3 separate regions of the Homo sapiens genome follow, and regions 2 and 3 are each linked to region 1. A link is a loop called in an ENCODE intact Hi-C map of the cell type or tissue named here. Cell type or tissue: heart right ventricle. All regions are shown on one strand. Each heading gives the region's core, and the rest is flanking DNA. Links, peaks and the distances in the headings are about the cores only.

Evidence for each region. A loop is a pair of places that touch in the nucleus more often than their neighbours do. Peaks named below come from ENCODE experiments on the same cell type or tissue, not always from the same donor. Only the 100,000 strongest peaks of a DNase experiment are listed, where the experiment ranks them.
Region 2: it touches region 1 in a loop (2.6-fold over the local background); 6 of 110 quality-filtered maps call a loop at or near these places.
Region 3: a loop joins it to region 1, with 1.9 times the contacts of the local background. A loop is called at or near these places in 6 of 110 quality-filtered maps.

The regions. Positions count from the first base shown.
Region 1 is chr1:41,914,621-41,925,158 of GRCh38, forward strand. It overlaps HIVEP3 (HIVEP zinc finger 3), which reads right to left and starts at 4,302. Exons shown (of 9, transcript NM_024503.5): 1 at 3,793-4,302. RefSeq lists silencers at 3,238-3,532, 3,584-3,633. In heart right ventricle, for the core only: a CTCF peak has its summit at 4,285; a DNase peak (open chromatin) is centred at 5,601; H3K4me3 peaks cover 3,327 bases; H3K27ac peaks cover 2,124 bases.
Region 2 is chr1:41,842,499-41,853,036 of GRCh38, forward strand. All of the region lies in intron 1 of HIVEP3 (HIVEP zinc finger 3), which reads right to left. Among named protein-coding and RNA genes, the nearest start is that of HIVEP3, 71 kb to the right of the region's middle. In heart right ventricle, for the core only: a CTCF peak has its summit at 5,332; a DNase peak (open chromatin) is centred at 5,372.
Region 3 is chr1:41,655,753-41,666,290 of GRCh38, forward strand. All of the region lies in intron 2 of HIVEP3 (HIVEP zinc finger 3), which reads right to left. Among named protein-coding and RNA genes, the nearest start is that of EDN2, 180 kb to the left of the region's middle. RefSeq lists a silencer at 6,351-7,230. In heart right ventricle, for the core only: no CTCF peak of the experiment used is centred there; DNase peaks (open chromatin) are centred at 2,869, 6,669, 7,159, 8,455 and 2 weaker places; H3K4me3 peaks cover 1,771 bases; H3K27ac peaks cover 2,084 bases.

The DNA.
Region 1 (10,538 bases), core at 1,182-9,181:
CCAAGTTTGGCACTGCTCGTGTATCTCAGCCACCTTCCAGTTTTCAGCACGATGTCTGAACTGAAAAAACACCATTGCTTACCATAAGGGTGTGGCCATGACAGCTTGAACAACATCCGGGTAGTGGTAAGTCTACATTTGCTACACAGATGTAAGAAACAGATAGCAGTAGGGTCTACCTCTCCTGCTCCATCTTTTCCATCACCAGGTCTCTTCCAACTCCAGAATTAAAGTCATCAAGTTGGAACAACTCTAAGTGTGTTTCCTGATCATAACAAGACAGGTTGAGGTTCATGAATATTTTCTTTAGTATTAAATGTTAGAACATAACCACTAATAATAACAGTAGCATAGTAGTTCCCTGATAAATTTTGACAAAAGATCATAAAGTTCTCAATTTCAACAGCAGGGCTTTATAGTTGTAATATAATTTTGACCAGTAAGCCACCGGCTATCCAGAAACCTCACAGGTGCCATTATCATGGATAGTTGCAGTTTTTTCTCTAAGAATCATGCAAAAAAAAAAAATCTTTTGGGGATACTTCAGAACTCTGTCTTTTTAAATTGGATGAACAAAATATAATTTTAACTTCTATGGATACATGTGGGTCATTGTGAGCATCAGTTACTATGTTATAAAACAGAGTACCAAAGATCCATCAAAATACATAAAATTTCACTGAATTGCTTACATTAAATGCTCATATCAGCTTTAGAATTCCATGCCTTGAATTCTTGTGCCTTTTAAATTTTTTTTTAGTTTTTCTGTTTTTTACTCTTACTTCTTACTGATACTTGATAAAAGAGCTTTAATAATCCTTGCACAGTACAGTATCAGTTGCTTCCAATTTGCTAGGTGCATTTGACAAACTAATAACCAAGCCTCTTAAAACTTGAAGTAAATGCAGAGGCCTGAAAGAGGGTATAAAATTTCCTCCAATGATCAAAATTCATAAACTGTAGCTCATGGACTTATGACCTTTCTCTTGATTTGCCATCTAGGTCCCAACTGGATAAGTGAAATTATGTAAATGTGAGTTCCAGATTGTTGTGGTATTATCCTAATACCTATCAACTACATAGCATGTTACTAAACGTATCTCATTTTTCTTCTCAAGATAGTTCAGTGGTCTTGGTAAGGTTATGATGGTTACACCTACTTTACAGATAAGGAAGAAAATTGGTCACGGGCTTTGGCCAAGTCTGACCCAGAATGCTAGTGCTGCCTGTTGATACAGCCAGTGTTTTCCAGCCCTGCCCGCCTAGTGCATCTGCAGATTTGTAAATACACTTTGACTCCACAGGAAACAGGATGGAGAACAGCATGTCAGGGACTCCTTGATGGGCAGGATGGAGGGCAAAAAAGAGCCTTAAAGACATTAGGGAATTCACAGAGTAGGGAGTGAGAGACAAGTTAAATGCTATCCAGTTGTCACACAGCTTTCTTAATGTTATCTTTCATCAAATCATGTCCTAGAACCTGCCAGGACTTCAGACTAAATGCATCTTCTTCTTGCCTGTACCTTTCACACACTAAATGTCTCAACAGCTCACTTGGCAAGGACCCAAAGGCAGCACACACTTCTCCACTCCAAGGAGGGTGGCTGCCACTAAACACAATGGGCGGAGACAGCTCAACAATAGTGCCAGTTGAGCACATCTTGATCCACTGCCACAGAGTTCACAGTAGTAGTTGGCCCTCAAAGCAAACCCACTGGGGTGTTGAGGGCAAAAAAACAATCTTAGCCTTAAGGGGCCAGACTTTGCCATCAAATTAACAAATCTGCCCAACAGCCCCAGGCTGAGGCGCTCAGGGGTGTGACAGGAGGGCCCCTGTTAACAATTCTGTATCCTGTGGGTGCCTTAACTAGATGGAGTGGAGAGGAAGCAGAGAGCTAAGTGTCACACCACCCTCTCCTCCTGCCTGCAGGTGTCTTAGTTGGACAGCTGTCCACCTTCCTTGCAAAAAACTCCCACAATCTTTAAATGCAACTATGTAAAGGGCCTCCAGCCTCTGCAAGCCATCACAACTTTAAAGAGCATATGTCAAACAGCTCAGACGGCATCTGAGGTCTATTCTTCAGCCCCACAGTATAGCCCAACCCCAGAGCACAAGTGACACCCTAGTGGACAGGAACTCCTCCCTACACTGGCTGCTCAGCAGGACCATGAAGAACAGCTGGGACCTGGCCTATTACCTTGGCTTCAGGATTCATTTTCTGCCTGGAATTGGGAAACTGGAGGCCCTGCAGGGGTCCTTCTCCTGGGTCCAACTGTCTCCAGGGTGCAAGAGGGGTGAAATTACCAAATGAAAGTTCAGATAAGCAATTACTGGCTGAAAGAGACACAGGAGGGTCTTCAGATCAACACTGACCCAGAGCTAATACCACACTGTCCTCAGAGGGACACACGATCACTGACCTGTATTCTTCACATTTAAGTTGCTAGAATTATTCCTCCTTGCCCCCACTCTCTCCCTGCCCCCAGCATACACATAATTACATAAAGACGTCTTAAACAACTGTAGCACCCAACTTCTTCAGTCTGGGGGAGAGCCAGGAGATGGTGGGGAGCTGTTTGGGCACACGTCTGATCATTACATAATCACACAAACATGGGCTGGAGAACACTGCCATGCAGATCAGTTCAGCAAACACCTCATTCTCCCTCTTTCCTCTTCCCTCCCCCCGTAACACCCAAAATGCACACCAGAGTTAACAAAACCGAAGCACTCCAGGTAGCCAGTGGGCACCTGGCTGCTGTGGTTACAATGCCAAGGGCTACCAGAAACGTCAGCGTATACCAGAAAGAGGGCCAGGGTGCTGCTCACCCAGCGACCAGATCTGCAGACCCTCTTCCTGCAACCACTGCCCCCGAAGTTCAAGGAAGGGCCTAGCCACAGAAATATTCCTGACCTGCAACAGAAACCAAACCAGCTACGTTAAAGGAAACCAATGCCGAGCCTCCAAGTTCCTCTGCACCACTGCCACACTCAGGAGTCCTCAGCAGCCTGGACAATATCATTAGGGACCATTCGGCACCATCAGTGTTTCCATTTAAAAGATAGTAAAATGTGGGGCATAACTTGGAGGGGACACTCTCTCTGCTAGCAGGGAGGCAAGAATCCCCTATAGAATAGGAGTTTGGTTTGGGTTTGGTTGGGTCAGGTTGGGGGTTGGGAAATGATTTTGCTTTAGGAATATTTTCAGGGGGCTAGGATTAAGGGGGAAAAAGAAAGCTATCCCCTCTGTCTCAGCAGCCAGCATCATACGAATCTCACTCTCAACCAAGCAGGCTACTGCAGTCCGCCTAAACAATCCGGAGCAGCAGCCAAGGCAGCACAAGAAAACGCCGGTGCCACGGAACGCGATGCCTAAGCCCCCCAGCCGAGGCTCCTATGGAGCCGGCCGCCAGTGCGCGGGTGCAGAGCCCAGCAGAGCCTGCTGCAAGCAGCGCTGGAGCGCACGGCGCGCATAGGGTTACAGCCCCGCCGCCGCCGCCGCCGCCGCCGCCTGTGATTGACGCGCGGGGGTCACTTGAGGCTCGCGCCGCTCCCCAGCACCAGGCCGAGCAGCGCGCTCAGCCCACCGGGGGCACTGGCCGCCACGCGCAGCCCACCCGGCCGGCCCCTGCGTCTCGGCAGCCGGACACCTTGCCTAAGAAAGGCATACACAAAATGGAATCGCAGCTCGCTATTCTGCTTCGCGGTGCGGCCTCAGGCAAAAACACAATCACAAGGTAAAATACAGCGCAAGGAATCCATCCGCCGAATAAAAACCCAGAGTCCCCTACCTTCGGCCTTGGGATGGCAAACTGGTCCTGTGTTCTCTGACCCACGGATCCAGCCCCTTCTTCATGAATTATTCCGGCCAGGCAGGATTTTGTGCATTTTTTTCATGAACACCTGTTTCAAGTAAGGGGTAAAGACCTTATTGAAAGAATTGTCCTTAAAAAATAACCTGTGCATACGTATGTCCATCCAGGCATGCATGCGTGTTTGTATACACACATATGCACACGGAATAGCCATGTACATTGAAGCACCAAACTAGGCAGCTGGATAATGGGAGAGTCGGCTGGTTGTGAGCATGCTCGCGCCGGGAACAGATCCACCCTCTGTTATTCCTCTGAATAAATATAAATCACGATCAGAAACCCAAACAGAAGCATCCCTCTTGAATTCGTGCTGCTGAAAAACACGGAATAAATTCAGCCTGCAGACACAGAATCTAATCAGCAGCTGTTTTCTGAATCCAGAGCCAACCCATGCCTCGCTTGTCTTTTCCACTAGGAGTCCAGACCTTTTTTGAAAGGGGGTTTAACCTTTTAAAGACACAGTACACCAATTATCACTTCGGAATAGCTGTCACTCCCAGCGCAGGAAGCCAGTCCCATGCCTAAAGGCACAGTAGGCTTGCACACAGTGATAAGGATTTCATTTATTGGTGCTTTTTAAAAAACAACATATATGTATAATATATGTGCATATATATGCACATATATATGCACACATATTATATATATATACGTGGAGAGAAAAAATGCAAATGCAAGTCATAAATATTTATTGCACTGATGAGCTTCTCAGTACTAATTGGCACGTTATGTAAACACTATGATCCTTCACTTCTGAACACCCATGTTCACGGGTCAGACGAGACAGGGCACTCTTGTCAGCAAGCGTGTCACACCTCACCAGCCTCTGGCTGCAGATCAGGGGCCGGGGAGCCTCAACAGTGCCTGAAGGGAGTGGGGTCTCTGCACCTGAGAGCTCAACACGGGCACTCCTTGCCCTGCCCTGCCTTGCTCTGCAGTCTCAGGGTCCATGTCCACAAATCAAAGAATAGTTCTGGCACTATTTCTAAAGTCGAACATAATCCAGAGCCACATCGCATTCCAAGACATACTTTCTTTCAACCAGAATCAGGAATCAGAACTACCACCTGAACCTTAGTTAGAGTCTTTACGATTCAGACTTAGGCCCTTCTTCAAGATTTTGTTATTGAGTTCTGTTGTTTTGTTTTTCACTTTTCTTTTAAGGGTCAGCATGGAGGTATGGAGGTAGAAAAACAGGGTAGGGGGAGAGACAACCTCCAGCCTAAATTTTTTTGAAAAAAATTATTCTTCGAGTACTTCAGCCACCCAGATGGTGTTTACTGCAGTTTTGTTCTGGCTTTTAAAGAGGTAGCGCTGAGAAGAAACAAGAGTCCTAACCTTGCTCACGTGTGTTAAGAAGGCAAATGTCTTTGACAGTTTCTTTTTCACCCCAGCCCCAGAGCTCCAGCATGGCGCTGTCTGCTCCTCCGCTGGTTCCCGCCTAAGAGCAGCGGCAGTGGCTCACCTCGGGAGCTACAGGGGCGCTCCTACAGCCGCTCCAGCATCACAGCCCATTCCCTCCCTTGCCTAGTCCTGCCAGGCAAACCGTGAAAACAAGTGCACTGTCACCCTCCCACCTCATCACAGGCGCTCCTGTGTGGACCCCTCCCAGCGACACACACACACTCTCTTCCTTCCCCTCTTCCAGGGCCCTTTGGCAGAAAATTATCATATTTCATGTGTCATCGCCCAAGCAAGCTGGGTCCATCACTGATTGGCTGGGCCCTGGCAGCCGGAAATGTCACCAGCCACACAGCGTGGAGCTGGCTCTCCCGCGGCCACCACAGACCTGAGCCCAGGAGGCTCTGTGACAAGGCACAGACCTACCACAGAGAGCCTGTCACTCTCTCCCTGGTCCAGCCCCTGCCCCCTGCTTCTCCATCTACCCAGCCCCCCGGGGAATAGGGGCTGCGAGGGGATGGTGAAGGAGTCTCAGTGACATTCCTATTTTCCCAGCATGTTTGAGAAGAAACTAAAGATGTCTCCAATCAGGTTTATAAATTTGGAGAACTTGTTTTTGACAAAAACATTCTGTCTTCACACTAAAAAAAAATCAGTAAGACTGGGTGAAAACAAGATGGTTTTTTTTTTTTTGTTTTGTTTTTTACCCCAGGAGAGTTTACTAGATGCTGCTGTTTATTTCCCATCTAACATCTCAGGCACCAAGGTATAATCATGTCACAGGGCTGTCCGATAATTCAGAAGGTGATTCGAGTCCATCCTCTTACCTTTAAAGAGAACAGCTCCAGAAAATGAGGCTTTGTAACTTGGCTTTGCAATGTATCATGATGCCACACAACTTTTTAAGGGTTAAATGATCTTTGTAGTGACCAACATGAATCACTTCAGCTGTAATTTAATCTTAGTCCCTCCTGCTGTATCTTCAGCAGGCTTAGTGTGACTCACCATTTAAGTCTCACCTTATTCTGTTCTCCTGAGTAAACTAAACTCTATCTCTCTGTCCTTTTCAGTAAAAGTTTTTCTCAACCCTTTAATTATGCTGCTTTAAAGAAAAAGCCTCCCAGAGTTACATGAGTCTGGAAGGTCATTTGGTCCATCTATCCATATGATGTGTCAGAACTCTCCACTATTTCCATACGGGGGCTTTTGGTTTGGGGAATGGTAAATTCACTGGCAATGCTGGGAACCAGGGAAAGATGCCATCAATAAAGCAGACATTTTGAATAATATGGGAAGATACAAAGTAGATGGGACATGGGAGGAAAAACTAATTAGTACTGATAAACTCATGATTCTGCAAAGACCCTGATATGGTTTGGCTGTGTCCCCACCCAAATCTCATCTTGAATTGTAGTTCCCATAATCCCCACATGTCATGGGAAGGACCTGGTGGGAGGTAATTGAATCATGGAGGCAGGTTTTTCTCATGCTGTTCTTGTGATAGTGAATAAGTCTCATGAGATCTGATGGTTTTATAAAGGGTAGTTCCCTTGCACACGCTCTCTTGCCTGCCACCATGTAAGATGTGCCTCTGCTCCTCCTTCACCTCTGCCATGATTGTGTGGCTTCTCCAGCCATGTGGAACTGTGAGTCCATTAAACCTCTTTTTCTTTATAAATTGCCTGGTCTCAGGTATGTCTTTATTAGCAGTGTGAGAACCGACTAATACAGACCCCTAAGAAGTAACTGTACAGGTTTCCAGAAAACAGTCTTGGAAAATCCCAAACTCAGAGAATCAGGATTGGAGGAGAATCATAGGCAGCAGTTTAAAGGCAAATTAAGGGACATCAGGAACATGGTCAGTTTCTCCACACAGAATGGCTGGACACAGAAATAGGTCCACAGCTTCTTTGGAAAGTGAGAGGTTTGTTCCAAATATAATAGAAGCCAAAGGTTGAATAGGGGCAGGATATCAGCTCCTTTTGAAATGCCACTGCTCTTCCCCAAAAAGTGCGCACACACACACACCACACACACACACACCACATGCACACAAAAGAGATTTAAAAAATCAGATAAAATATAAGATATAACAGAGAGATCCAGAATATCCAATCAATATTAGCCTAATAGGAGTTCCAGATGGAGGCATCATTAATGAAGAAGAAATCAATAATCAAGGAAATAACAGAAGAACATTTCCTTAACCTGAAGAAAGTCTTTAGGCCTTAGATCAAATGCTGTGCTAGGCAGCAGGACTACTGAAAGAATACACACTTCCAGATGTACTCTGATACTCCAAGAGCAAAGACAAACAATGACAAGCTTCCTCATAAAGGAGAAAAATCAGGTTGCTTAAAAGGAAAGAAAATCAGACTAATACCATACTTCTCATCTGTAACACTATGCTAAAAGACACTGGTATAATTTCTGTAGAATTCTAAGGGAACATTATTACAATTTAAGAATTCTACCAGCTGCCAAACTATAATTTCTCTTATGCAATGAAAAAGAAAGGTATGTTCAAAGACACAGAAATTATATCACCCAAACACCCTTTATTAAAAAAAATTTAAGGTTACTTGAAGATCTCTTCCAGCTGAGGAACAAATAAGGCAGGATAACAAATTCAAGAAAGGAGAAGATATGTTATATAAAAAATGTAATGAATAAAGCCAACAAAATATGTGGTCAAATATAAAAATAATTGAGAATATAGTTGTAAAATTTAATTGTTAGAAGTCTTGAAAGATAAGAGTATAAGTACATTTATTCCAGATTTGAATTCACATCTATATCTATCTCTTACATATATGTGTCTGGAATTAAACTTCCATATAATTATAACAAAAAAATAGAAAATCTCAATGGAAACAGGTAAAAATCACTAAAAAAGGAAGAAGGAAGGAGGGAGGGAAGGAAGGAAGGAAGGAAAGGAAGGAAGGGAAGAGAGAGATAAAGAAAAGGAAAGAAAGAGAGGATTGTTATGGCAGGCCAATAATTCCATCTGTTTCCTCTTCTTCCCAAGACCACATTAAAATGAAAATAAGGATTTTTTTTAGGTTGAAATAGATGATGACAAAACAAAAACAGTAAAAGAGTCATTGATCAAAAAAATTCACAAAGAATAATAAAGGAGGACAATTCATCAGTTAGAAATATATACTTTAATGCTACAGTAAACAAAATGGTATAGTACAAATAAAGAAGCCTACAAAGTGGATTGATGGAAGTCAAGAAACAAATTTAGCTATAATGGTTACTACATGGTAGTTAAGTAATAAAAACTGAATTTTAAATCAGTGGAGGAAAGAATGTGTTATTCAATAAATAGTGTTGGACTGTGGCTATGTATTTGAAAAAATATAAGTTTTACCTCTAACTGATATCTTGTTAAAAATATATTCTATTTTCATATAGGAAATTCTGCCATTTGTGAAAACACGGATAAACCTAGAGGACATTATGTTAAGTGAATTAAGCCAGGCACAGAGAAACAAATACTGTGTGAGCTTACTTATAAGTGGGATCTTAAAAAGTCAAACTCATAGGAGTAGAGAGTAGAATGGTGGTACCAGAGGCTGGAGGAGGTGGCGGGGGGAAGGGAAAGGAGCAACATTGGCCAATGGGAACAAAGTTTCAGTTATATAGGAGGAATAAGTTCTGGTGCCCTACTGTACAGCATGGTGACTACAGTTAATAATAATAATGTCCTGTATATTTCAAAATAGCTAAAAGAGAAGATTTTAAACGTTCTCACCACAAAGAAAGGGTAAATATGAGGTGATTAATATGCTAATTAGCCTGATTTGGTCATTCCATAATGTACACTATGCATATATTGATACATCACATTGTACCCATAAATATATACAAGTGTTATCTGTCAATTAAAAATAAAATAAGGCTTTAAAAATATTCTATTTTCACATACACAAAAATTCCACAAGGGAAAGATAGGTGTTATGATTGACCAATACTGTAAATCATAGAATTCTATGAAGTTTTTTTTTCTAATAGTGGAAAGAAAAGCATGTGGTCATCCAGTCTATGCTTAGATACCATTGTGATAGGCTAATTACTGGCCCCCAAAGATATCTACCCCCTAATCCCTAGAAACTGAATTTCACCTTATATGGCAAAAGATGTGACTACGTTAATGATCTTGAGATGAGGAGAGATCCTGGATTATCCAGGAGGGCCCTAAATGAAATCACAAGTATCCTTATAGGACTGACGTAGGAGACGGGCTAGAGGGCAACGTGACTACAGCGGCTGAGATTGGAGTGATGCAGCCACAAGCCAAGGAATGCCAGAGGCCACCAGGAGCAGAAAGAGGTAGGAATGGATTCTCCCCTGAGCCTCCGGAGGGAGCATAGCCCTATCAATACCTTGATTTTGGATTTCTGGCCTCTAAAACTGTAAGCAGAGAAATGGGTTATTTTAAATAACTGAGTTTGTGGTCATTTGTTATGGCAGCCATAGAAAACTACAACCACCATGATGAGAAACATAGTACTTCCTAGGGACTATCATTATTATTATTGCCAACAACAATACTTACTATGTACCTGGTGCTGCTAAATTATTTATATATCTTACCTCACAAGTCACATGCAAGGAGATGGTAGAGAGTTGGAGTTGTTACGGCCCTACCACTTAGTAGCAAAATGTCCTTGGGCAAGTTATATAACCTCCTAACACTGACTTTTTCTCATCTATTAAGTAGAGGTAAGAAAGGTACCTACCCACTGGGGTTGTTGACGATAAAGTGAGACCATCTATGTAGAGTGCTTAGAACAATGCCTGGGAATAAAGGTTCCATAAATGATAAGTGATCATGAGAATGTCCTTATGCAGCTGTAGTCTCTGTTCCAGAGCTTTTTCTCACTGATTTTTGTTCTTCTCTTTGGGTACATACAAAACAAGGGTATCTCCAAACCACCTGAATGTCCTTCAAATATCTGAAGCCATTGATCAGGTCATTAAGAGTCTGAGCTTCTCTAGGCTAAAAGTAACCAATGCCTCCAATCATTATTGTTCTTAGAAATTCACCTGGAGTCCCTTCCCTAACTTGGTCACCTCCCCTGAACACATTCTTGTGCATCATAAGATGTGACTCCAGACTCACCACCATGCTTGTTCTAGAACAGAGGTCTGCAAACTACAGCCCTTCGTGCAGGCTAATTTTTACAGCCCATAAGCCAAGAATGGATCTGACATTTTTAAAGGATTGTAAAAACAAAACAAAACAAACAAAA
Region 2 (10,538 bases), core at 1,353-9,352, 72 kb before region 1:
CATTACTCTGGCCTCATTTGAAAGCAGCCTCTGGGGCTTTATCCATGCCAATCAGGAGGTCTTGGTGGAAAGAGCTCCACGTGCCCCTGAGATAACAGAATGCTAGCTTCCCACAGCTCAGACCCACTGAGAATCCTGAAGAAGGAGCCCAGCATGAGTTCATTCTCCTTCCCAAGAGAAAAGAGAGCAGAAAGAAAGAAAAGGAAGCAGCATTCTTTCTCATCCCTCGAGATGGTGAAGCTCCTTTTCATTTGCTTCTGAGATCTGCAAATCAGGTGGCAATTTTAGCTCTTTTTGCCCCCCGCTTCTTGCTAGAGTATCAGAAAGGCACTAAGGCCAGCAGCCTCTTTCTTCATCAGCAATTAGATCTATGGCTAGGATCTGTCTACCTGGCACTGACCTGGGGTAACCTCAGTTCCAATCTCTGCAGCTTTCCAGAAATGAGGCTTCAGTGTGGAGAAAGATTTTTGTTTCAAATAAAGGCTTTTCTTACGCTCAAAAGCAATGTACCCTGGAAATTGTTGCTGGGAGGACAGGAATGCAGGATGCAGGCCCTCAGCTGTGAAGTCCTCCCCTCCGTTCCCCGTTACCAAGCACCTCTACTTCCTCCCTAAGACCTGAGGAAACGCTAAAAGCAGGCACAAGCAGTACACAGCAAATCCCCACATTTCACGGCATATGCGCCTTCCCAGATGACTGCATGGATACACTCCATAACACATTGTTAAAGTGATAATTAGCGATAGACTTGTTATGAATATTCCAAATACAGTTTCTCTCTACAACAGTTGATGGAGACAAAGGACATCACACGAAATGTAAGAAGTAACAGAGGGATTTTTGTGCATATATTTTTAAAAGGTCCTGGGAAAATAGCATAAATCAGAAGTTGATTTCAACAAATTAAACATTTCAGGACCCATTTCCAATGAAAGATGCATGGGCATCAGTATTTCCTCCGCAATGCTTAGGGAACACGCCATCCTCCCACAAACTCCAGTAAAGAATGTGAAACCCAATTCCAGAAGCCACTCTTCTGTTGCCCTGTTTCACAGCAGCTAGGAGTGCTAAAGACGGGTAGTTTAAGAAAAAAAAAAAACAGAGGAAATGCTGAGGAATAAGGAAGAAAGTAACTACAGCCAACGTGACTCACCCTTTAAAAGTAAAAGAGAAAAGGCTTCTATTCATGTTTAACATTTCTCCCTCTAAATGAAATTTCTGGAGGCCCCAACTCTGCCCCCACACCTTTACACACATTCTGATTTTTTTTATTATACTTTAAGTTTTAGGGTACATGTGCACAATGTGCAGGTTAGTTACATATGTATACATGTGCCATGTTGGTGTGCTGCACCCAGTAACTCGTCATTTAACATTAGGTATGTCTCCAAATGCTATCCCTCCCCCCTCCGTGTGTGGGGCCTCCACAACAGGCCCCAGTGTGTGATGTTCCCCTTCCTGTGTCCATGTGTTCTCATTGTTCAATTCCCTGATTTTTAAATTCACAGTGATTTTGCTCCACATGGGACAATGTTGATACCAATGACACACTCCCTCCTCTCATTGCCTGCTTCACCAGGGTGGATGAAAGACTTCAGGCAGCCAAACTGAGGATAGTAAAGAGGGGAGGGAGCCTCTGACACCAAGGAACAAAAGAAGGAGACCCAGCCCCACCAAGTCCACCTCCACTGCAAACTGAGAATCAGTTCAGCCAAGGGGCATGGAAAACAACAACCCCTTCAGGGCTGAAAGGGAGCAGCACACTAAACTAACAAGGAGAAGAACGCAATGAACAGTGCTGCTGCATCTCCTCTGTGAACATCAGGGATTCTGGACTTACTCAGATAGAATGTTCTATTTTAAGGATGAACCTGAGCTCTTCTAGTCCAAGAGGGAGACACAAGTAGCAACACACGTTATCATGCACACAGAGTCCTCTGCAGGCAAAGGCGCCCTTCTCCTCCCCAGCAGTATCGCTAGACGTCATCCGATGCCGCTTCTTACCTTAACTGCTCGCAGGGTCACAGGGCTTGAAAACCACAGTGTTGGGGACAGCCCTAGAGCCATTTAAGTACACCCCTTTCATTTTCTAAGTGGGGAAACTACAAACCATAGAGGCTGAATAATGTGCTCAATTCAAAAGGCTTGAAAACAAGTGCCAAGGTTGGTGTAAAATCTAGGACCTTCAAGTCTCAATCTTAGTCCACCCTCTACAACAATGTTCCCCGCTTTTCCCCTTATTCAGACTAAACTAACATCCAAAGCATAGAATTATCTTGAAGGAGTAACATTAAACATCAGGATCAAAATATAAAGAAAGGAAAATCTAACATCTCATATAGAATAATCTCAGCACTATACCTAGAACACACCAGCTGACCTGGGCTTCTTTGGGTCCTGAGGGAGGCCAGCCAGGGGCAGAGGTCACCAGGAACAGCCTGGAGAGGGGAGAAGAGGGCCGCTGGAGGCCTTCAGGGCTCAAGCTTCTGCCACAGGGCCTTTGCACTGCCTCTTCCCTCTGTGGGAGCTCCATCCCTGGGCATCCACAGGGCTCACTCCCTCACCTCCTTCGCATCTATGCTCATAGGCCCCATTCTCTATGTAGCCTCCCCTGACAACTCACTTGAAAATTTCCCTTGATAGTCCCCATCTCTTGCACCCTACTTAAGTTTTTCCATGGTATTTATCACTTTCTAAGAGACTACAATATGTTTATTCTCTACCACCTTCCATTTTAAATAATATCCATGAGGACAAAGAGTTTTGGTTCACTCCTCTATCTCCTGGGTCTACAATAGTGTCTGACACATAATAGGTGCTCAGTAAATAAATACTAGTAGAATGGATAAATGAGTGCTCATTCCTTCACTGTCTCCATCAGCAACAACCACCTACACACCTCCTATACACACACACACACGCACACACACACACACACACACACACACACACACACACACGCCTCTTTCTGCCCTTTTCTCTCTTCTTCACCTATACCCCAGGCCTGCCACTAGGAACAACAGGGATAGTTTAGGTTAAACTTAGAACATTCAGTAATAATATTGCCAAGCCTTCCATTAAAAACTCATGTTTTATATACATATATGGTTTTATAGGCACAAAAACTCTAGAAGGATACACATTAAACTGATATCACTAGGTGTCCCAGGGAACTAGATGGCTGGGCATGTAAACTTTTCACTCTATATGCTTTTATACTATTTGAATTTTGAACTATATGAATGTAATTACCTGTCAAGTATGTTTAATTAAAAATAAAATTGGAGGCTGGGTATGGTGGCTCATACCTGTAATCCCAGCACTTTGGGAGGCCGAGGCAGGTGGATCACCTGAGGTCAGGAGTTCAAGACCAGCCTGGCCAACATGGTGAAACCCCATCTCTATGAAAAATACAAAAATTAGCCAGGCATGGTGGTTGGTGCCTGTAGTCCCAACTACTCTGGAGGCTGAGGCAGGAGAATTGCTTGAACCCGGGAGACAGTTGCAGTGAGCCAAGATTGCGCCGCTGCATTCCAGCCTGGGCAACAGAGTGAGACTCCATCTCAAAAAGAAATAATAAATAAAAAGTAAACTGGAAAAACCAACGCACGAATAACATTCATTCCTCAGCTCTCGTCCTCACATCATCTTAATACAAATTTTTCAGGGTGACGGTCACTAGAATGCTGTCAGCCCTGGATTAGATAGTGAAATATGGTAACATTCTCCTTTTCTCTCATCCCCCAATTTTCTGAAATGTGCATGTTACTTTTACAATGAAATATTTGAAAAAGTTTCCATTGTGCAGAAGGATATGAATTAATGCAAATTTCCCTACATACATAAAACATGGAGACTTTGTTTCAACTCATGAATCCATTTACCTTTCATTCTGTTAACTCCTGTTGGATTTTTCATTTAATAGATTTCAGAGGAAGTTGTCTAAGATGGTGCCAGGTCACCAGAGGTGCCAATGCAGGACACAGGCAATGCCGTCAAGGTTGTATCCGGTGAGGATGACCACAAGCAAGCCAGGCTCATAGCCTAAAGGATACACCTGAACGTGTTCGCTGTGAGGAATGGGCCAGAGGATTATGTGATGTTTCATATTTTTTCCTTGGGACTTTCAGATTTTTCCAAGTTTTCTGCCCTGAGATGCATTACTGAACTTCTGTTTTTCCTCTTACTACACTGTGAAGTAAATGTGTGTGATGAGTCACTGGCCTTTGCCAGGCTGTGATCTTCCCAAGAATGAAGTCCCTATTTAATTCATCTTTGTCTTCTCAGCCTCTTGCCTGGTGCCTTGCAACAGCGGCTCCTCCATAGATGGGTAATGAAAGAATGAACAAATGACTGTTTCTCAGCATCCAATGAGCACTCATGGGATATAGCCACATACTAACCCCAAAGAGACAACACCACTCCCTCATTCACTGCCTGCTCACCTCAGTCATCATTCATGGGTATTCCCTGTTCCAGGCAAGGCAACGGAAGCCAGAGCCACCCAAGTGTGGCTATATAAAGGCATCCAGGAAAGGGCATATGTGGCCTTCCCAGCAACCTAGTCTCTCATGCATTTGGGTTCTGAGCAGTTAATGCTGGCTCCATACTTTGACATCTTTGTAACTTTTGCAAATTTTCTTTTGATTCTTTTCTGGGGATTCATCTTAAGGAAATAATTAGTCATAGGAAGAGGAAACTAAAACCACATTTATTAATGCTGTTTAGGTGGAGAAAAGTTGGAAACAACCTAAACATCAAACCATAAGAGATGAGGTAAACAAAGGATGCTGTAGCTATGTAAATGAGTACTCTTACATTACAATTGCTGTAAACTAAGCTTGTTGCTCTAGAAAGTTGTTCATATAAGATATTAAGTGCCAACGTGTTTTATGAAAGACTATACATGATATTGTGACACTACACTTACATTAAAATATATGTGTACATATTATATATGTATGATACTATATGACTAAATGATCATCTTGTCTTTGGGGTAAGTAGGATTTGGAAGTAGCTTTTTCTTCTTTTTATTTGTCTACACTTCCAAAGTTTTTGTAACAAGCATGTGCTGCTTTGCAATAATGAAAAATAGCAATGCTAACATTTAACTGAAAAAAGAAAAGCACAATTATCCTGGAGTAGGGCAGGCACTAAAAAGGCGGGAGTAAGAGCGATGAGAGTAGAACGCTGAGCTGAGGCTGGCCTCCTTCACGGCCACCTTCCTCCAGGGGTGGATCCGTGTTCCAGTCACCTCCAAACACACAAAGATGTCAGTGCCACAGACCATACTTTCTCTCACACATCCAGTCAAAGCACCAGGAGGGGACAGAGTCACCACAGTGCAAGTCTCAGCTGGGATTGGGCAGGGGAGAGGAGAAGGGCATCAAGGAGCTGACCAGGAGACACACTGATCTGGCCAGGCAGCCTCTTGCAGAAGTGGATCCCGTTAACAATGAAACAGATATGACATGAACTTGGCAACTTCTGAGAACAGGAATGTCTAGTGGTGCTTCTAGCCTAAAGTGACCCAGTTTCAGATAAGACAGTTTAATCCAGAACTCAGAGGGAGAAAAGATTAATATTTTCTCCTAGGGAAGGATACCCAGAGCTACCACAGCTGAAATGGGAATAACATGCTTAAAGGTGGATATGAGATGGCCAAAGTCCCATGAGGAATGGCCTCCAGGTATGATGATGAAATCCAGTGCAGGAGGGAAGGTCTCTTCTCATAGTATCCAATTGCAAAACTGGTCAAAATTCAACCATTTTCTCAGGGTTATTCTAAAAGCTGTTGGACTTGTACTGCTTCTTTGGCTTCTCTGGCTCTTGTTCCAGCTTTTGCAGTTACAAAATGAGAAAGACCTCGCTGTGCTGTCCTCCATTCAGTGGGTTCTGGATGGATTGCCAGATGATGTGAAGGGCTCTTGGTCATGGCTGGTACCTGCAAACACGGAGAGTGCTTATCACCATTGGACTCTACTGTGCCATTTCCATCATGTCAATCATGGATAGACATGAGATAAGGAGGATGGAATCGGCAGTGGGCAGGACACAATAGGAAGCGAGGGAGGGGAGAGGGCAACAGGGTGGAAGGGTAGAGAGAATTGCAGGAAGAAGGAGGGACCCAGGAATGGCCCAACATCCTCAGAGATGAAAGATTACAGAAAGAGGGCAGAAGGCGAGAGCAGAGAGGCCATGCCAGCTTGGGCTGGAGCAGTCAGATTCCTCACCACACCCTTGTCCCTGCTGTGCCCATCTGCTGCCCTTTCTTTGCCTTCTGGCCCTGTAGGAGCCATCCCAGCCCCACATCCCAAGCCCTACCTGTGACTACCCCTCCCCTAAGCCCTACCAGAGAAATGAACTTACTTCTACCCTTCGTGGGCCGCATGCCTCCAGCTCCAGCTCTTCTTGGGGCTCCAGAGTGTGCCAGTTTCCCTTCAAGCACCAGTGTCCTCAACCTCTGGCATGGTATTGGAATCTGTGCCTTCAGAACCTCCTTTCTTCCCATTCTTCAGGACGTTTGTCCCTCGACTGGACAAGATCCAGCAGGAGTGGGCAACACAGGAACAAATCCGAGACACCAGACTGAGAGGGACAGGAAGGGGAAACACGGGGCAGTCCTGGGTGATCTGGACCATCTGGTCACCTCATTCTAGTTCACGAGTGGACATTTAGATAAGGGAAACCAAACTGAATCAGAACTCTAAACTCAGTGTGCAGCAGGGTCACCAGATTGCTTATTCTATGGCACCTGAGACCTTTCATCACCACTGATCTTCACGACAGATGCACGCAGATATATCTACCAAGGACTTAGAAACCCAAGACAGTTTCATACTTTAAAAATGTGTGGAAACTAACCATGCACAAACTTCTCCAATTACATCAGTCTCCCCAGAAGCACATCCAACAGCACTCTGTCACAACTTCTGGAAGCAGCCTGCCTCCTTGCTAACCCCTCCTCCATGCAGATGCTCACCTAGAGGAGTGGATGGGACATAATACCAAGGAGGAGAGTGTGGGTCCAGTCCTAGCACAGGCCAGGAACATTTTCTGCTTTAGAGTCACAGGACTGTTCACCAAGCCAAGCTGAATAAACATCTTATTGCAATATTTGCACAGACATGCAACTACTTGCTGTGACCATGACAGTGACTGGAATGTAAGGATCCATCAGTGGTAGACCCAAATCTTTTTTTTTTTTTTTTCCAAGTCTTGCCCTGTCGCCCAGGCTGGAGTGCAATGGCGCAATCTCGGCTCACTGCAACCTCTGCCTCCTGGGTTCAAGCAATTCTCCTGCCTCACCCTCCCGAGTATCTGGGACTACAGGCATGCACCACCATGCCCAGCTAATTTTTGTATTTTTAGTAGACATGGGGTTTCACCATGTTGGCCAGGCTGGTCTCAAACTCCTGACCTTGGGATCCACCCACCTTGGCCTCCTAAAGTGCTGGGATTACAGGCATGAGACACCACGCCTGGCCGGTAGACCCAAATCTTAAAGCACATACTCTACTCTAGTGGTTCCTAAACTTTAGCATGCATCAGAATCATTTGTAGACTTTGTTAAAACACAGAGTTTTGGTTACACTCCTACGGTTTTTTAATCAGTAGGTCTGGGGTGGAGGCTGACAGCTAGAGTTTCTAACAAGTTCCCAAGCCCAGCTATTGCTGGTCCAGAGACCACACTTTGAGAACCACTGGTCTACCACCAACAGTGTTCAATAGTATCACCTGTCTTATATCAAAGGAACCACTAATGACTCACTCGCACTCAGCCCTGTAACCTCATCCAAAGCAGAGGCACAGAAAAGGCCACCACACACACAAAGAAAAACTGTTTACAAAATGTTTTTATTTTAAGGTTAAGAATAAAAGGAGCCTTAGGGTTCATATAATCTAACTACCTCACTTAATATAATATTAATTAAACTAAGCTTAGAGAGGGTAACTTGCACACAGAAACAATGAAACAATCAATAGAACCCAAACCAGGAACCCCAGCAGCACTACTCTCAAAATCGCAAACGTGGAGTCCTAGAAAATCTCCTAATTTTTGTCGTCATTAGAGTCACAAGGCTCAAGAGTCTGCAACTGGCAAATTAGGGCTTCCCCTTCTGGTCCTCCATGCCGAAGCACTCAGGCCATGCCATGGTCATTTCTTAGTAAGGCTATGATGGAAGCAATTCTTGGTTCCCTCCAAGTTCAACTGTGAGTCCACTGCCTAGAACTCAGAACTGGTTTTCTCAGAAATCCCATAGCACACGTGGAGGGTTCCTGGGAGAACTCTTCCTACTAGGCACCACATTGTTGAACTGCAGTGATGATAGCCCACAGGATCTAACCATCATGAAGAATATAATTTCCTAAAATTCCATTCTGAGTTTCAACTTGGACCTGTGCTGGTCCCTCTTCCTGGAAAACTGCTGCCCCAGTTTTCTCATGTCAGGCTCCTTCTGTATGTTTCCTCTTGCAGAGTATCTCCTGATCATCTACCCAAGTAGTTCTCACTCCCCTCCTGCCAGTTACACTGCATCTCATCAGCCTTCTCTACACTCCTTATAGCCCTAGAACTATATAAAACATTTGTTCATCATCTACTTGCTCATTACCCCCTGAAAGTAGGATGTGAGCTTCGAGAGGGCAGGAACTTTACCTTTCTGTCTACCACTATAACCGCAGCACCTAGAACAGTGCTTGGGACACAGCAGATTCTCTATACATATCTGTCTAATGAACAAATGAATGTACAGAAGAATGATGAGAGAGCACCTTCTTCTTCTTCTTTTTTTTTTTTTTTTTTTTTTTTTTTTTTTTGAGACAGAGTCTTGCTCTGTTGCCAGGCTGGCGTGTAGTGGCATGATGTTGGCTCACTGCAACATCTGCCTCCTGGATTCAAGCAATTCTCCTGCCTCAGACTCCCAAGTAGCTGGGTCTACAGGCACGTGCCACCACACCTGGCTAATTTTTGTATTTTTAGTAGAGACAAGGTTTCACCATGTTAGCCAGGATGGTCTCAATCTCTTGACCTCGTGATCTGCCAGCCTCGGCCTCCCAAAGTGCTGGGATTACAGGCGTGAACCATCATGTCCAGATGAGAGCACCTTCTTTCAACGTGGTTTCCAAAGTTGGAATTTGAGACTTTCCTTCCTGTTTCTCTCATTTTCAATAGTAGGAGTTAGACTACTGAGCTTTAATAGAACGTGGAAGGAGAAAAACGTGCCCTTAGGCTGGTGTTCTCAATGACAGGACAGAGAAGAGGAAGTTGCAGGGATTGGGGGTGGTGTCGATTTACTTCTCAGCTCTGGTGTCCTTTCGCACAGAAAGCATGCTGGTGAGTCAGGTCTTCCTGGATACAGGGCTTGGGAGGCAATGAGGTGTACTGGAATGAGATGTTTTTGAGACCAAAGAGTTGGGTTCAAACCCTCAAAAAGTCATGTAAATCTCTCTGAGCCTCATGGGGCTGGTAGAAAATACCCAAGGGATAGGGTGTTTGTGAGGATCAAGGAAGTTAACATATGTGGACACTCTCTGTAAATAGTAAAATAATATAAGTTGCTATTAAATGATTATTGATAAGACCACATAGGCTCTGGAGAGATCCAAATAGGTGAAATTTCTCGGCATGCATCTCCATTCAGTCTTGCTGTTTTGCCTTCCTTAGTTCTACCAGCACTCTCAGACCCCAGGCTGCTGCGTGGGAGCCCCGGCTCAAGAGCAGAAGCCCTAAGGTGCTGGCATGGGCTCCTCAGAGCCCCGTGGGGCTGCCAGCAGCCACAGCACAGCCATGAGCAGGGCAGCCAACAGGAAGCCCAGGAGAAGACCACTGTGAGAGGCCACAGAGGGACACAGGGACACCGTCATCGGCCCTGAGCCAGGGGCAGGTGTAAGAAACAAGCCGGAAGCCCTCACTTTTGGCCCAAATGCTTTGGATAGGCCAGAATCCCAGAGACAGGAATATCAGAGAAGCCAGCTTCCCTCTTATGACCAGGCCCTGGCTTCTTCATGTCCTTAGGGTGGGTTCTACACTCCACTCCCAAAAGCAGGGCCTATACTTCTTCCCTTGCCAAGAAGGTGGGGTGGATGGTATTGGGATCTTTGGATGGATTCCCAAGATTGGAGAAGGTCTCCTTTCTCAGTCTTCATGGGCTGCACTGCCAATTTCTCATTGACCAAACTTTAATGTTCCAGGCAACGAGGCTCTTGGCTATAAGGTGTCCTCATGTTACAGAAATCACCTCCTCTGACCCAGTTACTCCCAAACTGTTTCCACTCTTCCTTAAGTGATAACCTTAATGACAAGTCTCATGCAAACAGTAATTTCTTATCCTTTCTTCCAAGAGTTCAGTTCACTCCAGCAACTGGCTACTAACTACTTACAGCTGAGCACAGATTTCACGCAGAACTGTGTAAAGTTGTCCTTGGGAAGACAAACACAGCAGCCAGTTCCTGCCACCAAGCAGCACACAGTCTGGGTGGGAACAGAGACTTCACGTCCCCACCACGAATGGCTGTGTTTTAGAGTTCATTAC
Region 3 (10,538 bases), core at 1,682-9,681, 260 kb before region 1:
TCCACTAGTTTATGAGCTCCCTGAGAGCCCCAGTTGTGGTCTGTTTTGGTCAGTGCTGTACCCCAGTGCCTAGAGCAGCCCTGACATATAGTGAGGGCTCAACAGATGTCTGCTAAATGAATGACTATATGCTTGGTTTTACTCTGTAATCTCTTGCTTCCACCCTGGTAACTTGAAAACAACTCTTTACACCCAAACATACTGTTGAATTCAAATCAGAGCAAAGCTATTTGGTAAGCAGGTGGCTCAGAGCCCTTTGGGTCTTCTTTAAGAAAAAAAATAGGGTAATGCCTTTCTTTTAATTTAATTCAATGTCATGAACGTTTCTTTGCCTGCCTCCTCTCCCATGAGTGGCTCTGCCAATTAGAAACCACAGTCTCTTCCTTGTCCAGAGCCTGTCTGCTGGCCTCCTCACATAATCAATTCCAACAGAGTCCAGGCTAGAAAAAGCTGGTAAAATCCCCACAGCCCCACACGCAGCCAGTTCACTTCCTTACTGTATTCACTCAGCACTTGCACATCAAAGGCCCATGGACTTCTCAGAGCAGGAAGAAACCCAGGGGATCCCTCAGGCCAGCCTGCAGCTGAGGACATTGTGGTTCAGACAGGGGAGGGAACTGGCAAATGACACACAGTAGTTAGTGGCAGTTCCAGGAACAGAACCCAGGACTCCCAGCTCCATACCCTGGCCCCAATTCCTTTGTGGGCTGGAACCATCTCCCCATGCCCGCCTTTCACCAAGGAACACGTACGTGCTTATTACCTGGAGCTCTAATCTGATTGTCTGCCCACCCCTGACCATTCCTGGGTATTTGAACTTGGGCACTGATGGGCTGAGATGACTCTCCAAAGCAGCAATGCACCAGGCAGCAGAGTTAAGAGCCAGACAGAAAGGAAACGGGGGTTGCATTTGTTCAGAGCCAGGTACTTTACATGCTCATCTCAACTAACACTCACAGTGCCCTGAAATGAAGGCATTATAACTACATTTTATAAATGAAGAAAATGAAACACAGAGAACTTAAAAATGCAGCAAATTACACAGTGAGAAAAGGGCAGGACCAGCATCAGAGTCAAGTTCCTCCTGGTAAGGAAGCCCTTGTTCTCCTGCCCGACCACTCCATCAGAGGCCCAAAGGCCTAGACAGCACTCCAGAGCCTGTTGGGCTGGGTCCCTAAAAACAACAAAATATTCCTCTGGGGAAGTAACCAGAATGATCCCATTCTAGAGATGAGGAAACTGAGATCTGGAGAGGAAATACAACTTGCACATGGCCACGTGGCTTGTGGGTGGTAGATTTGCTCAACTCTGAGCTTCTTGGGGATGCAGACTCTCTCCTAGTGCTTAGCCCAGAGCTGAGCCCCCAGAAGGACCAATCCACTGTTGAATAAATGAATAAATGACAGCGTAAGGTGAGAAGCACAACCTCCCGACACTCCCACAAGCCGGGTGTTTACACCCCAATTGACCCACACGGTGGCCTCAGGAGCAAGAGACCAGGCTGATGCAGGTGAGCACAAGCCTAAACTCACACTGATATCCAAAGCTCACATCCTCGTCTCTGAGCCCATCGATGTCAGAGGCATGGGAAGTGATGCTGGCCCTGGTCCCCATTCAGCCCTCAGCTCTCCATGGAGCAATGGTTATGCAATGAAGAGGTTTAGGAAGATGGCGGAGCTGGTAATTCTTTCACCCAAAGACTGATGTTTATGGCATGGAATGTACCTTCCTCCCAAAGGCTGGTGTTTGGGGCAAATTGGTCTATTTTGTTGCCCCCTTTGGGAGCAGCTGATTCATTCACAAATACTGCAGTTTTTATTATTCTCAGTAATTTTTCATCCTAACAACTGAAACTAGTTGTTGTTTATGGTTCACCTACTAAGTGCCAGGCACAGGTATCTAATGAGACATCTGTCACCCTGTAGGTAAGTGTGAGCATTCCCACATCACAGATCAGGAAGCTGAGGTTTAGGAGAGGCAAAGCAAATAGGAAAGGCACAGGGCTAGAAAGCAGGAGATATAAACTCCGGTCTGTGGGACGCCATCGCTCATGCTCCTACCATGTGGCCTTTGCAGGTCCGGGACAAGGGGGTCGGAGCCACAGCCAAGGACAGATGGAAATGGGAGGCAGATGGAAGGCCTGCCTGACTTCCTGGGCCTCCTGCTGGCTGGGCTTCTCATCCCAGGCAGAACATCTAGCACCAGGGCACTTCTCCACATGCCCACATGCTGTCCCCAGACTCTCTGATCAGACAATCAGGGTGGAACTTGGAGCTCTTCTGTTCAAAGCCCTCAGGTGACAGCACCTGGCACCCCTGGTTAAGAACCACTGCTGTCAATTCTCAGACCATTTTCTCACAACTACACCCTCTTCTGGAAGGTTCGAAAATGTTTCTTAAGAAATCTGTTAATTGGTTTACAAAGAATATCACAACTCAAAACCGCTGAGACCTTCCAATTCTAAGATTCTCAACCAAGCAACAATAACTCATCCACAAATGCATGTGAAGGTTTGTCTTTGTTAATGGCAATTATTCCCAAACAGCGTGATGTTTATAAAAAGGACTTTGGAGCCCAAAGTCCTGGGTTTGAGTCCTAGCTCAAACCAGTTATTTGACCACAGGCAACTCAACTCAACCTAATAGTTATTAAAAGCCCACTATGGACCCAGAGTCCTGGGCTGGGAAGACTAGGGACACAGAAGCAGACAAAAAAAAGTCATGATCCCTCTTAGCTCCGAGTTCCTCATCTGTAAAACAGGAACCAGCAGTTACCAAGTGCCTGCTACACCCCCGGGCCTTGAAAGTGCATGTTCTCACTTCACCCCCCCCATGAGCCTCGGGAGGCAGGTTCTCCTGTGATCCTGCTCTGCAGCGGAGGAAGCAGGGGCTCAAGGGGGTGAAGTGGCCTGGGTGAGCCTGCGGCAGTGTGTGGCAGTGTCTGCACTCTTTCCATCCCATCCCCCGCTTGGCAGATTAGTCCACAGAGTGAACAGGATAATAAGGGAGAGTGCTCTGCAGCCGATCAGGAACCGCACAGATGTATGACATCATGGTTATTAATAATGGAAGCAGCACAACTAATTCACAATCCTTCCAGATGGACCACCTGAATTGTCTCCTAAAAACCTCCTGCAAACAGAGCATCGAATTCTATAACGGTAGAGCTAAGAGGGTCCTTAGAAGTCTGACCTTTTCCTCATTTACAGGGGTTGGGGATGGACAGATCTAGAGGGCAGCCCCGCCCCACAAAGCCCAGGATGCACTGTTGGGCTTTAGTGATTGAACCAGGAAGATAAGTAGGTCTCAGATCAAACACCAGCAGTTACCCCCTCCAAAGGGTGCTGGCAAGAATATCAGCAGCGAACTGCAAGTATGGCCTCTTCCTGGTCCCTAGCCCAGCTCCTTTCTGCTACAGGGCCTTTGTACCTGCTGTTCTTCTATGGCAAATATTCTTTCCCCAAAGCTTTGCAAGGCTGTCACTTCTTTATTACTCAGATCTCAAGATAAATGTCAGCTCCTCAGAGAACTCTCTGGGCCCCCACGTGTAGCTTCTCCCATTCCTCCCTGGCATTCTCCATCACACAGCTTTGTTTGAGTTTCTTCAGAGTGTATATGACGACTTAGCTTTATCTGATCCATTAATATTCATTATTTCTCTTCCCACTGGAATGCAAACTCCCTGAAAGAAGGGATTAAACAGTTTTCACTGCTGTAGTCCCTAGAATGGTGCCCAGGGCCCAGCAGGCACTCAGCAAACATGTTCATCAAGTCCCCCTGGATGTTGGCCTGGGTCATGGCCATCCTAGCATCTGGCAGACACTCATTCAATAAATGCTATTGACCCTCTCCTCTATGCCAGGCTCTCTGCTAGATGCTGCGGTCCTTGCCCTCACAGTGCTTTGACATTGATTAAAGCAAACAGCACAGGAGACGCCAGAGCTGTGGCTGTCCCATCACATGCAACCAAGCAATAGTCGGCCAATATCCACAAATATGGCAGAAAATGGAAGAAACTGGGAGACATGGAGGAAATGCGGCGTTGGGTTGGCCCTGCAAAGCACTCCCACATGCTCAGTACTCATCTTGGGGAGCTAGTGCCAGGCACCCCCTCACCAGCTCTGGGGACACGGGGACAAGGGGACATCCCCATTGCCACAACTACCTCATAGCTGCAGCCTAGAACACAATGGGATGAATGTGTGTGTGTGAGAGTGTGCGTAGGAGCAGATGTGTGAGTATGAACAAGTATACAGGATCGCATAAGTGAGAGTGCATGGGAGTGGGTGTGTGTAGAGGAGCAGGGTTGTGTGTGCGAATGAGTGAACAGGATGGCATGTGTGAGTGAGTTGGAGTGGGCTGTGGGTGTGTGCACGTGTAGGAACAAACTTGTGTGTACAAGTGGGTGTTTGAGTGTGTAAGAGTGCACACACGTGTGTATGTGTGCATGTGTGAGAGATGACTGTGGTACCATTACCAAGCTCTTCACCACAGGCTCCACATGTGGTTGAACTTTACATGCTAAAGTCTTCAAAATGAAAGGCACAGAGTTGGTAACTGGTCATCACTTAATTCATTCAACAATAAATCATTTGACTCTTTATGTTTTTTAAACACATTCTGCAAAGTGTCCATACAAAGCAGCAAGACTGGTTCTAGAGGAAAATTCTCAACTTCTGGATGTCATTCAGTGAGGTGAGAGCACTGGATGGGGAGTCATGTTGCGGTCCGTGCTTTACCACTAACTACTGGGTGATCTTGGGCCACTGTTTAGCTGTGTGACCTCAGATGAGCCTCTTAACTGTTCTGGGCTTCTGCTTACTCTCCATTAAAACAGACCAATTAGAATTTAGCTCTCAAAGTTTGGTTGCAACTGTACAACACTACATCATCTCTATGGGTAGCCCCTGAAGCACTGTTTCCTTGGAGAGCAAGCCTACTAACTTGAAAAGGGCCCGCAACTAGAAAAAAAATGCTGGGTTGGACAAAGTTAAAGAGTCTTTTATTGCAGGACTTCTCAGAGCCTTTCATTTGCCAGTATGGATTGTAATTGGCCAAAAGGGTAATAGAGAGCTTGCACAATTTGCCATTCTTACTCTAACAGGGAAACCTTTACTGGTGGAACAGCTTTCAGAACTAACAATCCACTGAACACACTGGGAAAATCTGCTACTAGGCACACAGGACACTTATTAATGACCCCTTTTTTGCAGATGATGGAACAGAAAGGGTGTTCTAAGTCACAGAGCAGAGCCATGACAACTACCAGCCCAGAAATCATCCAAACCACAGTTACTGGCACGTGCACAAGGCTTTACATCTACAAAACATTTTTTACTTACGTGATCTCAATCTTTCTTAAAAACATACCTCTGGGGACACTCATTCCATTTTTGATAAAACATAGCCTGAAAGAGACGAACGAGTCTGCCCAGAGTCACTAAGGGATAGACCCATAATTTGGCTCTATCAGTTTCCCCTATGTCCTTGATGAAACATCAATCAATACATTATATTTTTATAGATAAACAACTGTGGCCACTATGCAGAGATCCCTGCAAGATGCCAAGGCTGATGCTATCTGCACCTGTTTTGCAGCCACCACCACTTCTGTCTGAAGCCCAAGCACCCTGCTCTGATTAAGGGGGGTTGGGGAGGGTGCTCTCAGAAATGCCCCTGGAGTAGAAGCCGCTCTGGAAACATCCAGGCTGTGAAGTGGGAGTAGATCTCTCCCAGTCGCCACACCCTCCTGACCATGCCAGGTACAACCCGCTAGGATGTACCCCCAGTGCCAGCTGTCATTATGCCGGGAGGAGGGGCTCCTCGGAGGATCCAGAGCAATGCTAGTTTAACTCACTCCCAATGAGCCCCGAGGAGCCCCAGGCTGGTGGGCTCTGACAGACTGAAACTGCATGGCCTTGGGGGAAGCTAGGGCTGCCAAACCCATTCAGCAGCTCCCGCCGGGTGTGCCGTGTCCCACGGTATGCGTGGGTGCGAGGGGTGAGCGCCGCGCCGGGGTGAGAGTCTGCGCTGGACACAGGAGGCTGTGCACGCCAACGGCCGTGCCAGGCGCGAGTGTGCCAGAGAAGTGTGTGAACGCGGGAACGCTTGTGTCGCCCTAGGGTGGTGACAGAAGTAGTGTCTGGAAAACGCTGGCTGAGAGCGCGTGCATCAGGCCACCGCAGGCTGCGAAGAAGCCGGGGCCCCTCACTCCAAGGGTCCCGGGAGTTGGCACCGACGCACTACTGCAAGCGCGCCCGCGCCCAGCCCTCTCCCACCGACGCGGCTCCCTCCGGTCCCTCTGCCGCCCGCTCGGCGGTGCCCGGTCCCTGGGCTGCCAGGCCGCGGCGGGGGCGCGGCGCGCGGGGCGCTCGTTGCTTACCTGCGGGCGGCCGAGGCTCCGCTGCTCTGGGCTGGGCTGCGCCGCGCTGGACTGGGCTGCGCTGGGCTGCGCGCCCGGCCTCCGCGCGGCTCGGCAGCGCCCGCGCGCTCGGCTCCGCCCGGCTCGGCTCCGCCCGGCGGTGCCCCAGGCGCTCGCTGGCGGCCCACGCGGCGCGGGGTGGGCGCGGGGCGGGCTGGCGGGCGGGCGCCGGCGGCGGGCGCGGCTCCGGGCCGCCCCGCGGCCGCTTGGAAGCTCCTTATTTGGGCAGTGATGTCAGGGGAAGTCGCAGGGGCCGGACCACCCACTTCTTTCCATTCACTCCCCAGAGTTTCCTGTCGCCGAGCACGGGGACCCCGCCGCCGGCCCGGGGCGCCTCTCCCGTCCGCTCGGCCTCACTGCTGGCCACCCCGGGATGCCTTCGCGGCCGGGGTCGCAGATGGGCCCGGGCGCGGCTGGCGGCTGCCAGGGGAGGGTCTCCTCGCCCGGGGAATCCCTGGCTGCCGGCGGCCGCGGGGAGGGTCTGCGCGCCGGCCTCCTCGGTGACAGGCCGTGTCACTCCGGGCGCCGCCCCTCCCTCCGCGCCCGCCCCGGCTCCGGCGCTGTCTTTTCCTCCTGGGCCCTCTAGGGAGGGCAGACAGGGAAGCCCCTGTCGCCGCCGCCGGGGCCCTGCCACTCTGCGCCACGCCTTGGTCGCACCCGGGCCCAGCGGGAGTCCATCGCCGTCCCCAAAGTGTGCGCTCCCCGCCTTCCCCCTGGGTGCCAGCCGGGCTCCGGGAAGCCCGCGCCTCCCCAGGCGGGAATCCGCTTTAATGAGCTCTGGGCGGGGCGGGCCTGCCAGGGCCTCCCTGGGCTCAGGCCTGGGGTGGGGGCGGGGGACACCCCGGGGCTTCCCAATGGCTTGACTTTACCAGAAGCTGCTGGATCTCGGGATTTGGGCCTGAGTCACTCTGGTCCTTGCTCTGGCCAGGATCAAGCACACTTGAGCCAGTTCCCAGCCAGGCCTCCACAGGTCTGCGGGAAGGCCAGGACCCTGAGATCTCTCTCCGTGATCTGTTATTTCACTGATGCCCACCAGAGGTTATTTGGCAGAGGTCAACCCTCTGCCACAGTGGAACCAGGGCTGGCCCTGGGTTTGGCTGACTCCAGGAACAGCCTCAGGAGGAGACAATGGAGCTGGGGGTCGGGGGTGTAGAGTGGGGTTAAGCCAGGACTAGAGTGAGGTAAGTTAAGTGCCTAGGATGCAGAATTTAACCAAGCACTCCCTTTCAGGGTCATGAAAGTTTGAGGCCCCACAGGGGAACTAAGCACTATGCTGACCCAAGTTTCCAGGGGGATCCTTGGAGGCTCCAGGTTTCCTCTGGCTCCAAAGTCATGCCCTCAACTTCTCTAGGCCCAAAGGGCGGATTAGTGACCTTGGGCATTTGTGTGCCTTTATACAACAGCCTCTGATAGAGCTGCCACCCTTCCTCCAAAGCCAGATCAGAGCAAATAGACTCCTCCCAGACCCCCAGCTTTAATGGAGGGAACCCCCACCTTCTAAGAGGCACTACATTCCTAGGGGCAGAGAGGAGGAAGCTATGGCTCCAGGGCTTGCAGAGAGTCAAGGCAGGTGTGATTGCAGCTGGACATGGGTCTGCACACTCACGTACACGATTGCAAACCCACTGACCAGCTGCCAAGCTGCCCAGCTGTTCTGTGGATCACCACCACCCCAGTCTCTCTCAACTTCCATCAGCTCCCAGGGCCCAATCCCAGCTCTAATTGGGTCATCCTCCTTCTGACAAAGCCCCAAAGGGAAGGACCACACTTCCTGATCTGGCATGCAAGGCCCCACGGACCAGCTGCATCTCCCAGAGCTCAGCCCATCCTGCCATTTGCCCAGCCACCACCCCCAACACGCACCACTTTGCACCAGTTTCCACTTCTTGAGGTCTTCATACAGGCTTTCCCTTTGAAATGTCTTCTCCACCCCCTCCAGCTGTCCTTCACACCCTGAATCCAAGCCTGCCCTTGATACAGGTCCTTCTCTTGAGCAGGGCAACTGGGGTGGGGTGCCCCCTGGGACAGATTCCTGCTCCTCACTCCACTCCTGCCCTGCCCCCACTGTCCTGCTTCCCGTTTTCTGTCTGAAAGCAACTCCAGGCAGAGGAGGTGGGTGCCTTGTTATAATTCATATGCCCTGAGGGGTGACTTTCTATCATTCACACACACAGGCTCAGATGACAGCCTTGCTCCTGCCCCAAGTTGAATGACATCCTCCTCCCCTTTGAGAGGTGGCCTGGCCTCAAGGGACCCTCCCAATGGATTTGGTCACCTTCCATGATGCCACAGGCAACTCAATAGTTCCTGCCTCTACAGACTTGCCCATCACCTCACATTGAAGTCAGTTATTGGGGGCCTCCTCTTCCTCAGACTGGGAGCTTCAGGGAACTTTCCATCTTGATCCCTCTCCCCTCCCAGGACTGATAAGTTTACAAATGTTTGTTAAGTGAATGAATGGTCCTGAGGGGCAAATCCTAAGACAAACTAACCAGAGGACGGGGGAGAATTTACCCAACCCAGAACAGTGGCTGATGTCCTAGGGTCCCTGGCTGGGGGCTGGGATGAAAGGCGGGGTTCTCAGCTAGACTGGCTTGAATGCTCAGGAGACTGGGATGGCTTGGGATTTGTCTCCTCCTTTCTCTTGACAAACTCCTCTGCAGCCATCAGGGAGCCTGGGATATCCCCATGCCAACCCCCCAAAACACGGAGTCCTGAGCTGGCCCTAATGAGGTGGAGGGGAAGGATGAAGGAAAATGCAATTTGTCAAGCCCTTTCATTGTACCAGACACAGTCAGACTGGATGCCCCTGAGCCTTCCAAGCCATGCAGGCCTTTCCAGCGGTAGTCATTCCCCAGGCCAGGAGTGTCAGCTGGGGAGCCCTCACCTAGCTCCTCCCACAACCATCTGTCCCCACTTCAAGACTCAGCCCCCACCTCAGTTCTGGTGCCAATTCTCACTGGAAGCCAGAAGGTCTTCAGGACTCCAGCCTCAGAGCTCAGAGAAAGAAGGTGGGGGCAGACAGCCCTGCTTCGAGGCTACCAGCCTGACCTCGACTCTACTCTGTGAGCCCCCACCTGCAGACCAGGCCTCCACCAGTCTGCAGAAAGGCAGAGTTGAGGTGCAGGACACCTTTCCCACCATGTATCTGAAAGGCAGGTGGTACCAGGTGCCAGTTCCTTCCTATCAGCCCCATCCCCTGCAAGTAACTGGGCCAGGTCTTGAGAAAGTCCCAGTACTTGGCCCTGGGGGCCTTCCCACATTCCTGCATTCCTCAAACATGAATCAGGCACCATTTCTGTGTTGGGAACATGTAATACACAAGCCTGTGTTCATGGATGGAGACTGACAGGTAAACAGATATCCCATTGCTAAATGTTACACTGCTGTTTGACAAGGTTGGAGAGGGGTGGAGTAGGGGCATACAAGATGGAAAGATAAGATTCATTCTACTTCTGGAGCTACAATTCAAGAAAACTGTGATCCAGGTGTCCCGGGCTAGAATGCTGAATGCTTGTTTCCACGGAAATGTTATACACACACACACACACACACACACACACACACAGTCTGGATCTGCTGTAAAGCCAGCATCACACTGTAGAGACTTTACAAGCTAAAAGAGATTAGAGCAGAGGGCAGGTTTGGCATCTGATCTGCCATCTAGAAAGCTATCTCTATGGAATTTTGTTTCCAGCTTATAACAACAAAATTAGACACAATTTTGGAACCCACTGTTGCTCCCAAGGAGCTAGGGACCAGCACAGTGTGTTGGGAGCACTTTTAAGGTGGGGTGGGGCTGAGCAACCAGGCCCTGTGGGCCTTCTGGGTTATTTATGTTTAGGTCTTACACTGACTTAGCAACCATCCCCTCTCCATCCTCCATCCCCATTGCTGTGCTTTCCTGGACTCAGATGCTTTGGTTGTTTTCCTGTTTGGGGTGTGTGTGCGTGTGTGTGTGTGTGTGTGTATGTGTGTGTGTGTGCATGTGCACATGTATGGTAGGTGCTCTCTTCATAGACCTGTTGCACACATGAAGCTTCTGTCCTGGGACAGAGACTAGAGTTTGCATTTTATGGATATCACCTTCCTGAGGTCCAGTCCTCCAGACTCAGTTC